2 separate regions of the Mus musculus genome follow, and region 2 is linked to region 1. A link is a contact called in ENCODE Hi-C or POLR2A ChIA-PET data. All regions are on one chromosome and are shown on one strand. Each heading gives the region's core, a stretch centred on a gene start or an enhancer-like site at or near the end of the contact. The rest is flanking DNA. Distances are from core to core; before and after follow the strand shown. Region 1 overlaps Casp7 (caspase 7). Region 2 has its middle 12 kb from the start of Gm32492.

Evidence for each region. Hi-C counts contacts between places; a loop is a spot of excess contacts on that map. ChIA-PET counts read pairs that join two places held with the same protein, here RNA polymerase II (POLR2A).
Region 2: a loop to region 1 is called in a map of T-helper 17 cell, with 2.0 times the contacts of the local background. The contact joins two enhancer-like sites. A Hi-C loop is called at or near these places in 1 of 37 maps with a recorded cell type or tissue (T-helper 17 cell). POLR2A ChIA-PET finds 5 or more read pairs at or near these places in 1 of 5 experiments (embryonic stem cell).

Annotation. Positions count from the first base shown.
Region 1 is chr19:56,422,423-56,427,563 of GRCm38, forward strand. All of the region lies in intron 2 of Casp7 (caspase 7), which reads left to right. Among named protein-coding and RNA genes, the nearest start is that of Casp7, 28 kb to the left of the region's middle. Within about 2 kb of position 3,342, at least 2 of the 3 ENCODE cell types and tissues checked have a DNase peak (open chromatin) inside an H3K27ac peak, as active enhancers do.
Region 2 is chr19:56,678,639-56,683,854 of GRCm38, forward strand. No RefSeq gene overlaps it. Among named protein-coding and RNA genes, the nearest start is that of Gm32492, 12 kb to the left of the region's middle. Within about 2 kb of position 1,378, at least 1 of the 3 ENCODE cell types and tissues checked has a DNase peak (open chromatin) inside an H3K27ac peak, as active enhancers do.

The DNA of each region.
Region 1 (5,141 bases), core at 2,092-4,591:
TGTACCACAGATCTGGGACAGTTTTGGAACTTGTATGCACCCTAGCAGCTTGTGTGAATTTTTATACCAGCACTGTTTTATTAATTATATAAAATAGAAAAATAGAAAGAAAAAAAAAGAGCCGAATTACCCACTCACTCCCACTGTAAGGCTGGAAGAGTTCTCAGAGCCCGTGCTGGGAAACCTCATCCCCCCCACCCCCCCAAATGCCTGGTGTCCCCAGAGTTAAGCCCTTCACGTCCTCTTGCCCTTTTGTGTTGTGACCACTAGATGGCAGAGCCACATTGTTTTATTCTATTTTGGTACCACTGGCCTTTAATATTCCAAACTGTCCTTTACTTAAAGTTCATATATTAAAATGTCTCTCTAACTTTCTGATTATTAAAAAGCATTTATGAAACACAGAAAAACACAAAAGGAAAAATAACAAAGAGTTTAGGACTCGTAAACCGTGACTCCTAAGCCCTCCAGAAGAAATCACTAAGGCAGTCTCCATTAAATATGAATTACAGTTGATAGCACAAGGCCCGGTGCCCTCAAGGTCCTGAACGGAGCCCTCTCTGAATGCAACAGTGACCCTTGAGCAGCTGGAGGCCATTAGCGGCCATTAGCTGTCTGTGAGCCATGCAGTCTCTGCCTGGGCCGTGAGTTAAATTTTTGTAGAATGCTTGGGCGTATCCTCAGAAAATAAAATGTATAAAATGCTGAGCGTAGGACTAGGAGCCTGGAGAGGATGGGGAAGGAAGCCTGAAGAGGAACAGAAATTTGAGGGCATCGCCAGGGGGCGCTGGAGGGCAGGCAAGATGAAATGGTTCTGCCTGGAAAATTGGGTAAGCCACCAGATAGGCATGGAATGGTCTTGATGGAGTGAACACTGGAAGTCACTGGGGGTGCAAACCAAGAGCGGTCTGCCCACCCCCGGAAAACACTGCATTCTAACATGTCACTTGCCAAGTCAGAAGCTCAAGTGAACGTCACACAAGGTCAGAATTCAAGGAAACACTGCGGAGTAGTGAACAGACTTCACCCAGTTGTCAGTCCCCTAGGCTTCTCTGGCCCTCCCTCGTCCCCGGCTGAGAGTCTCCGTGCCCATCTGAGGCAGAGGACAGGAGCAAAGGCTGCCTCTCTGAGTCGGATAAACTCCTTTCTGCAGGCTCGAGTCACGTGGCCCTTCCATCCTTCGTCCCCTAGGGAGTGTTTAGTAAATGGCACTTGGTTATAATTCTTTTTCCCATCCTGTAGTCTGGGTTTCTCCACGAGCATGTGTTATATATAAACAGCTCCCTATTTAAAAATGTGTTGCTTGTGTAATTATAAGAGCGATCAGGTGGCTGCTGCCTTCGCTTAGGGGGAAAGAAGGGAGCTCCAAGGGAACAATGCTTGTAATTAATAGACGAGAAAGACGAGGCCGAGCTGTCCCCCCCACCCCTCCCTTCCAAGGGCTGTGTGCTAAATCAAGCATGCTGGAGCCTGTTCCTGCGCAGGCAGAGGCACCGCTGATCAGAAGGTGCCGGGACTGAGCACCCTAAAAGATCAGAACTTTAAATTAAACCCAGAGCATTTAGTTTTCAGTATAAAAACCTTCCCCTTGAGCTCTAGCGTACTGGGCGCCTGCGTCCCAGTTTTATTTTAAAGTTATAAAGATTTGTCAACAAATTGGACTTCCAAAAATGCCAGTGGAGGTTTGGTGGACTCAGACAGGCTCTGCTCACGTCCTGGCCCGGTCTCTCACTCACCATTTGGGAGACTGTGGAAACCGCAAGGTTATCTTAACCTCCATTTCTTCATATTCTTCCTGTGCACTGGGTTGAGAATTTAATAAGGAGACTCAGCTTTTTTACTTCTCGAATGTAGCTGATGAGGAAGAGATGGCCTCTGGAATGAAGACCCCCCCCTGACGAGGTGATTGTGATTTGTCAGACTCATTTCTGTATGAAGAAGAAGAATACTCTATTCCCGTTGTCACCAGCAAAGGTGAGGTCGCCCAGCAGGTCCTCGGTGGTGAGGTTGCAGGCCCAGCTCGGAGCACAGTGTGCCCAACCATTCGTCAACCATAGGTCAACCCATACATCCACCATCCATCAAATGTCACTCACAGCTGCAGACGGAGCGGTTCAGGACTGGAGATGGTGAGCCCTTCTGGGTCCTACAGTCATCCACACACATTACTGTCTTCCACACTGCCTGTCTGTGGTATTTGAAGACAATTCTCCGCACCGTTTCCTCCCCTGAATGATTTTTCCTGAAGTCTTCTGATGATTTTTATTGTTGTCGGTCTGTCTCCGCCTCCTGTTTTGGTCAGGGGAAAGGAAGGAAAGAGACACGGGAAGGTTAGTTAATGTTTGGAGAAAGGAATTTGCTCTTCTCTTTTAACTCTTGGAATGTACGTCGCTTCTCTGCATCTGTCCTTCACACACTGTGAGAAGAGCTCTGTTAACAGTAGAGGATGGCAGGTAACCACAGGGACACTGTGGCCACCACCTGACTGTCACCTGCTTCCCCTTTCAGTGCCTGTAACACTCGTCGAGCCCTGGGGCAGCCATCAAGCAGTTTGCGTCCCGTGCCTTGGGTCCTTTCATGCACACTTTTTTCCCAGTTGCATTTGGAAGGTTGAAACTGGGAAATGTGATCACTTCTGGAAAGTGATTTCTTTATGCAAAACCCCCCTGGCAACCGGTCTTCCCCGAAGATGAAAGGACTTTGTAAACCCTGTCTGCTCATCCTAACCCTAGCCTAACTACCTTTGGAAGAAAGCCAACCTCATGAGCCTGGATGGACTGGCAGATTCCCCAGGAGCAATCGTCTTAGTTTTGCTCACTTACAAACCAATGTTGCTCGAAGCCTGGCACTGGGGTCAACCAACTGTCCATGTGTGTGAACATGCTTGGGGTAGCATTCTCACTTAGTCCATTCACAGAGCTCTGCCACACTATTCTGTGAACACTCTGCTGATGACCGTTCATTCGGCCACCCACCTGCTGCTCATTGTTCTTGAAGATAGCCTTCTGGCTTCGTGTGTGTGTGTGTGTGTGTGTGTGTGTGTGTGTGTGTGTGTGTGTGAAGTCTGGTCCTCCAACACAGACCCCGTGGTCACTTCCCCTCTGGATCTAGTACTTATCACTCTGTCCACAGGGAGCTGTCCCTGGGATGTGGGGGCCTCAGTGTGGAGGCTGGTCATTTCTGCCTGTCAGCAGGGAAGCCAGAGGCCAGTGTGACCTTCCCAGCCCCAGCCTGAATGTCCTATGGAAAACTCCAGCGGGCAGCTCACTGCTGATTCAGGCCTGGGCCTTCAGGGCTGCCTTCTGTGCCAGCCTCCCGTCGCCAGCTGAGCGCCAACCATGTTGAGTTTTTACTACTACCGAGAAGAAGGCAACTCACTCCCTGTGGTCTCGGGAGGAAGCCTGGTCTTACAGAGGGGACTGCTTCCAGACGGGGACACCAGGTACCTCCCTCTCTGCTCTCCCCGTCCAGCACCCTGGTCCGCCTTTGCTGTGGTATGAAAAGACTGTGGGAAAGCCCCTCTGCTGGAATGTTCAAACCCTGACTGAACCATCCCCAAAATATTTAGACAAAGCAGCTACAAAAGCCAGAGCCCGGTTCCAAACGCAGCAGCAGCAGCAGCAGCAGGGAGCTGTGTGCCCGCTGATGTGTTTACTGTGTGCTGAGCAATGTCTGCAGGACAGGCTACTGGGAATCCTATTCAGGGAAACACTTCAGAAAATAAATAGGCACGGGTTTGTGTGCTTATATTCCCTTCCAAATGTAGAAAGGGATAATTCACATTTCGAGCAGCTCAGGGGATCTGTAAGAGGATAAAAACCTGTATTTATCTACTCCAGTGATGGAGAAAATTATACTGGCACCCAGAGTGGATTGTAGAAGTCCACTGTGCTCTCTGAGCTTTCTCTCTCCCTAATCAAGTAGGCAGGATAGCTTTTGGATCCCACCGTGTTGTCTGGTAACAGTTGCTGGAGCTTCTTCATACAGCCCCTTTTATAGAAATAGCCTGCGGGGTTTTCTTTGTCATCTTTCTCCTCCTCTTCTTCCTCTCCCCCCTCCTCCTCTTCCTCTTCTTCTTTAAACTCAAAAAAAATGACTCAGTTGGCCTCATGCTGAAATCGGAGACTGCAAGAAATGGCTTTCTGCCCAAGAAGCTAGGATAATCCAAATCCTTCCTAGTAATCGATGCTGGTGTTATCTATGTTCCTGGAAGAGTTCTGTGGCTGTCTGGCCTATGAAGAAAGTGGTCCTTGGCTATGTCAATGGAAAACCAGCACTCAGGAAGGATGGATACACAGCTGCTCCGCCTGTCCCCACCCCCTCACCCCCAGTGTGACTTGTTTCTCCCTTGGTGTCAGCGACTTCAAAGGTCGATCTATAGGATGTCATCGCCATCATTGGTTGCAATCTCTCGCTTGTGTGGCCCTAAGTACAGTGATTTAGTGGCCAGATTTTTTTTTTTTAATCTGTAGCCAATTGTGGAACACTCAAGCTTTTAAGAGGATTTAGAACTTTTAATTCACTAGTCTGATTTATCCTGGATTTTGTACTTAAATATGACAGCCGCCAAACAAGAGTCCCATGTTTCCTTAGAAAGTCTTCTGTGTGTAAAAAAAAAAGGCCGAGGAACAGCTAGATTTATCAGCAGAGAATTGACAAAGGGAGAGGAAGAGGTGGAGGGGTGTGTGTGTGTGTGTGTGTGTGTGTGTGTTATGCGTAGAATGGAAAATGACAGAAGCTGGCTTAGAAAATCCTCAGCCAGGGCCTGGAGAGATGGCTTAGTGGATGAAGTGCCTACGGCTCAGGCATAGACCTGAATTCAGAGACCAGCACCTGTATACAGTCTGGGGCCATTGGCTTATGTTGATAACCACAGCAATGGGGGTGGACACAGGCAGCTATCCCTGGGCCTTGCTGGTCAGTCAGCCTAGCTGAAAGGTCAAGCTGAGGGTTCAGTGAAAGATCTGGTCTCAGTAAGTAGATGGGTGGATGAGTGGGTGGGTGGGTGGGTGGGTGGGTAGATGGATGAATGGTTGGATGGGTGGGTGGATGGATGGATGGTGGGTCGGTAGGTGGGTGGGTGAGTGAGTGGGTAAGTAGGTGGGTGGGTGAGTGAGTGGGTAAGTAGGTGGGTGGGTAGG
Region 2 (5,216 bases), core at 128-2,627, 250 kb after region 1:
ATTGATTAATCTGCATCCTGTGCCTCCTGGGGCTCCCAATCAGCCTCTTGGCTCCTGGAGCCTCCAGCCTCTGGTGTCGCAAGGCTCACAGGGGTGAGAACGAAAGTGGCGCAAATGTCACCAGTGAGCAACACGTCACTGCTTGGGTGTCATCTGGCTTGTCCATTTACTTCCAGGTCTCTCTTGTGTATGAAACTGGTGACAGTGACCACCACGCTTCCACTGGCCACAAAATGGCTCCTGTCCCTGGACCTAAGGGTGGTTGTATGTTAGGCAGCTGTGTCTGGCTCCTCCACAGGACCCACCTGAGCTACTCTAGCCAGGTTTGAAGATGGACGTGAACACAAAGGACTGCAGGGGACTTGCAGAAGGCACACGTCAACTGCATGTGGAAAAAGACTTCTGGGCTCCTGATGCAGGGAGTCAACATGGCAGAGTGGCCTGTGCAGCCCCTGAGAAGAAACAAGGCCTAAAGGATGTTCAATTTCTCATTTCTACTTTTAGGAATGGATGGTATTTTGTTGGGGCCGGGGAGGGCCAGAGCAGGGCTGGGAATATAATGCACAGACTTCAATACATAAATGTGTAAGGTCTGCCTTTGTTTCGAAGTACGACCCTGATGAAGGACCATGGCATTTTGCTCATTATTAATGTGCTTTGAGAATGAGATTTCCTTTGGAACAAAGTGGCAAATGAAAACGAGACAGGAAGTGGCCCTGTAGCCCCAGACTTTGAAAGGTGTGTGGCTTGTGGATCAGCACAGGCTGCGGCTCCTCATCCGGTGTGCAGACCTACACTAACCTGACCTGTTCTGACTCAGCGTTCACTACCTCTCTGTCCCCACAGCGTTTGGATGGTGAAATTATAACCATCCGTTTCCTAAGTTCTCGGGGGACACTGTAGTGACATCCTTTCTATGGAGAACACCAAATTCAGAAGGATTCAGAACAAGGAGACTCTTATGGAGAGCTACCGTCCACCGTAAGTAAGAGCCAGTCAGTGGAGAGTCACAAGGTCAACTACTCAATTCAGCCGAGGGCCATGGTTGAAAGACTATAACAGAGGAAAAACTCAAACAGTGGAGAGAAAACTCATGGTCCCGGGCATGCGGCCATCTCCTTTGTGAAGTGTAAGCATGAACACAGGGAGTGAGGAAAAGCTGAGAAGCCACAGGAATTAGGCCTGCAGAACTATCGCCTGGCCTTCCTGACAGAAAGAAGTAGGCTGGTGTATGGGAGCCAGCCGCTAAATGTTCCCTGAAACTGCAACACCTCTGAGAGTCAGTGGTTAAACTGTTACAAGTTAGCCACGGCGAGGTATTTACATGGTAGAAATCAGTTAACACTGTGGGTCCTCTCCCATCTCCTGGCACACAGAGAGCAGGCCTGTGAAAGTCCTGCTGACAGCACCTAGCTATCTGTGAGCCGGCAATGGTAACTCTCACCACACACAAACCTGAAGCTGACGGTGACCTTAAAGTGCCTCATTGTACAAAGCAGCAGCCTCTGCCAACATCAGCTCCAAAGTTCCAGGAACAGACTTGGCTCTCACCTACAGCTAAGCATGCTGAAAGTCTCCAAGGGCTTCCAGGGCTTTGTCAGCTACATCCACACACCTGACGCTTGCTTAGGACCACAGACAGATCTTCTCACATGCATGCGTGTGTCATATGAATCAGATATCTCCTGAATGACTCCCCTGGGCACCGCATTTCACTGAGCAGCCGTTGTCCCAGGGACGGGCCCTCTGGAATGAAGGGAGCAGAGACAGGAAGGACTGCAGATATCTGTCGCCCCTGCACATGATCATCTCTTGCAGCTGTTGTAGGCTGTTTCCTCCAGGCTGCCTTGAATGAGAGCATCTGTGATCACCCACAGGAGACACTCACCAGGACCAGCCTATCAACATTCCCTTACGGGTGGAGAGAGGACTGCTAGGCTAATGAGCCTTTACAGATCCCCACATGAACCCAACCCTTACCCAGGTCATGTAAGACCTAATACGTGGACTGGGGATTGGGACCCCAAAGAGTCTTTAGTGCTACATCTTTTCATGATTCATCCACGCCACAGATGGGGCTCTTCAGCGGCATAGCTATTCATAAGCTGCCCAAGAGACTTCCTGTTTTAGATAGGGTTTTCCTGCTGTGAACAGACACCACGACCGAGGCAACTCTCTAATTGGACAACATTTCATCGAGGCTGGCTTACAGGTTCACAGGTTCAGTCCATTATCACCAAGGTGGAAGCAGGGCAGCATCCAGGCAGGCATGGTGCAGGAGGAGCTGAGAGTTCTACATCTTCATCTGGAGGCTGCTAGGAAAATACTGCCTTCCAGGCAGCTAGGGTGAAGGTCTTAAAACCCACGCCCACTGTGACATACCTATTCCAACAGGGCCACACCTTCTAAAAGTGCCACCCTGGGTCAAGCATAGGCAAACCATCACACTTCCCAAAAGGTCTAGGGGCCTTTGAGTTACCCATGCACCCGGAAGTAACTGCACACAAGCTCAGGTTCAGGCAAAGCTGGACGGGATCCTTTCTCTGGTCCGCGCTTCCTCTCCGCCTAGTGCTAACAGTCTTCACCACAGCCGTTTGCATCTGCTCTTCACAGCTCTAACAGCTCTCTGGCTGGCCTCATCTAACACCCGTCATTAAATATTGTACATGATGGGGGAGTATTCCCTGCGGTGCTTCCTCCTCTGAGCTGAAGAGCGGGTCCACCTTTCTCCCACAGCTAACACTAGGACTCCGTGGTGTCCAGACACAGGGTCAGCTTAGCTCACCAGTCTCCCAGCTACTTCCTACCTCTCACCCAATGTGAACCCACTGAGTGATCTCATCTGCATCCCCAACCTGGGACTTCCCTCTTTTGCTGCCTTAACCGCCTCCCCTGATGATTTCCCTTCTACTTACAGGTGGAAGATGGGCCCACTTCAGAAGAACTGGCTGTTTTATCTGACTAGAAGATTCAGCAGGGGCCTTATAACTTCCCTCTTCTTTCTCTTCATCCCCCACCCTCTAGCACACCCAGTTCCCAGCTTCCCTGACTAAAGTTTCCTTCTCCCCTAGAATGGGAGAACCCGTATACCAGAACTTCAGTTCAGCTGGTCACTGTGGCATCCTCAGCCACGCACCGTTCCCAGAGCACTGACAGCTCAGGAAATATTGGAGGAAATGTGTAAATAAAAATCCTGTTTTCTAGACTCATACCTGTGGTTCTACTTCCAGGCTTCCTCCTGCTAACTCGGCTGCCATATCTCCCGCCAGCTCTGAGCTACCTCTCCACCCAGCCCATCAGCAGGCACGGACAGTCTGCCATCACACCAGACCTCTGGTCCAACCGTAGGCTGCCACCTTCCTGCAAATGTCATGGGCCAACTATGAACCTCCCATGTGAACAACCGCAGTCACTTTCTACCTGACTGTGCGCTTCCAGACTAACCCTTCATGCATGTCCTGACCCCTACACTTCACACACCCCACACACCCTACTCAGAGCCAAATACCTTTTAATTGATTGTATTTGTATGTGTTTGTTTATGTGCACTGCACACGTACGAATATGTGGACAAACAAGCCACAGTTCACATGTAGAAGTCATAGGACAAGTTTGTGGGCTTGGCTCTGGTGATTGAAGCCAGATCACCATGCTTAGCAGCAAGCCCCTTTAATGACTGAGCTATCTCGCTGGCCCTAGAGTTATACATTAAATATTTTAAAATTATATGTACTCGTTTATTAGGGAGGGGAGTGTGTGTGTGTCATAATGAGCATGCGGAAGTCAAGACAGCATTTAGGAGTTGGTTCTTTTGATGTGGGTCCTGAGAATTGAACTCAGGAAGCCCAGCGTGGCAGAAGGCACCTTTACCTCCTGAGCTGTCTCGCTGGCTCCAGTCCACTGAGGACTTCTGATGTCTCCACAATGCCCCAGGCCTTTCACTTTGAACACACTCGGTCTGTTTTTTCTGAAGTGTGCATTAAAGGCCGCTGAGCCTTGCTCAGAGTTTTGGAATAGGATATGGAACAAAATGGGGAAAACAACAACAACAACACAACAAGATCACACTCCATGAAGCTTCTCTTCTGCAACAGGAAACAAATAGCAAGCAAAACCACTGGTAATCATTATGTGGTGTCTAACAGAGAGCGGTGACAGGGGTGGAAAACTGAATGACATTTAAAAGGAGCTGGAGATGTTGGTTTAAGGCGTGTGGGGGCAGCCTACAGCATGGAATTGGTCCATAGGATGCAAAAGGAAGAGAGCAAGCCAAGTCCTGCAGGAAGGAGCGTGTCTGTGGCAGAGTTCCTCTCGGTGCTGTGACCTCCAGGACACTCGTGCATAGGATTACAGGAATCTTGAATACATATGTGATTGCGATTATGAAAGTGAAAGTCAAGCAGGGCTGTGCTTTCCTTTTCTGGGGAAGACCCAGGTGGGGCTCCTGGTGCTCCTGCCTCATGCACAGCTGTGGCTTATCCACGGGCTTATTTTATAAGGCAGCAACTGCGACAGATCTCCTGGGTTCCCACCAGCTCTCCAGAGCTCTGCTGGGTACACATTGAGCTGAATGCTGAGCTGAGCAGGATCACAGAGGCATGGCCAGGCTGAGTTGGTTCTGGCTCAGTCATCTTCTTACAACCCTCACTACATGTCCATCTTCCCCATCCAGATACCTACCCCTCTGACTCCAGACATGGAATTAACAGTCTCACGTAGAGGTGTTATCAGATTCCAGAGCCCCGGGAAACCAAAGCCACCTCCGATTGATATTTTTAGACCTAAGGCAGTGGTATGGGAAGGTCGGGCCAATGGGTGGCAGTTGGGTCCTGAGGGATCCACCCTTGTGAATGGTACAAATGTATAGGAGAGAATCAAGAGACTTTGTTCCCCTTCTCACTGTGTGAGGCACAGTGTTGTTTGACTTAGAAATGTCCCCCACAAGCTCATGAGTTTGAACACTTGGTGACATTGTTCAAGACAATAACCTTTGGACAACAGCCTCTGCAGCTGCTGACATCATCCTTCTTTTGCTCCCAAGCCATCAGTTGACAGATGTCCTAGGGTCCTACTATAAGGACTTGCTATAGGAACTTTCTATAAGGCCTTGCTATAAATACTTACTACAAGGATTAGCTATAGGACTTTGCTATAAGGACTTGCCATGGGGCCTTGCTATAAGGACTTTGCTATAAGGACTTGCTATAGGACTTGCT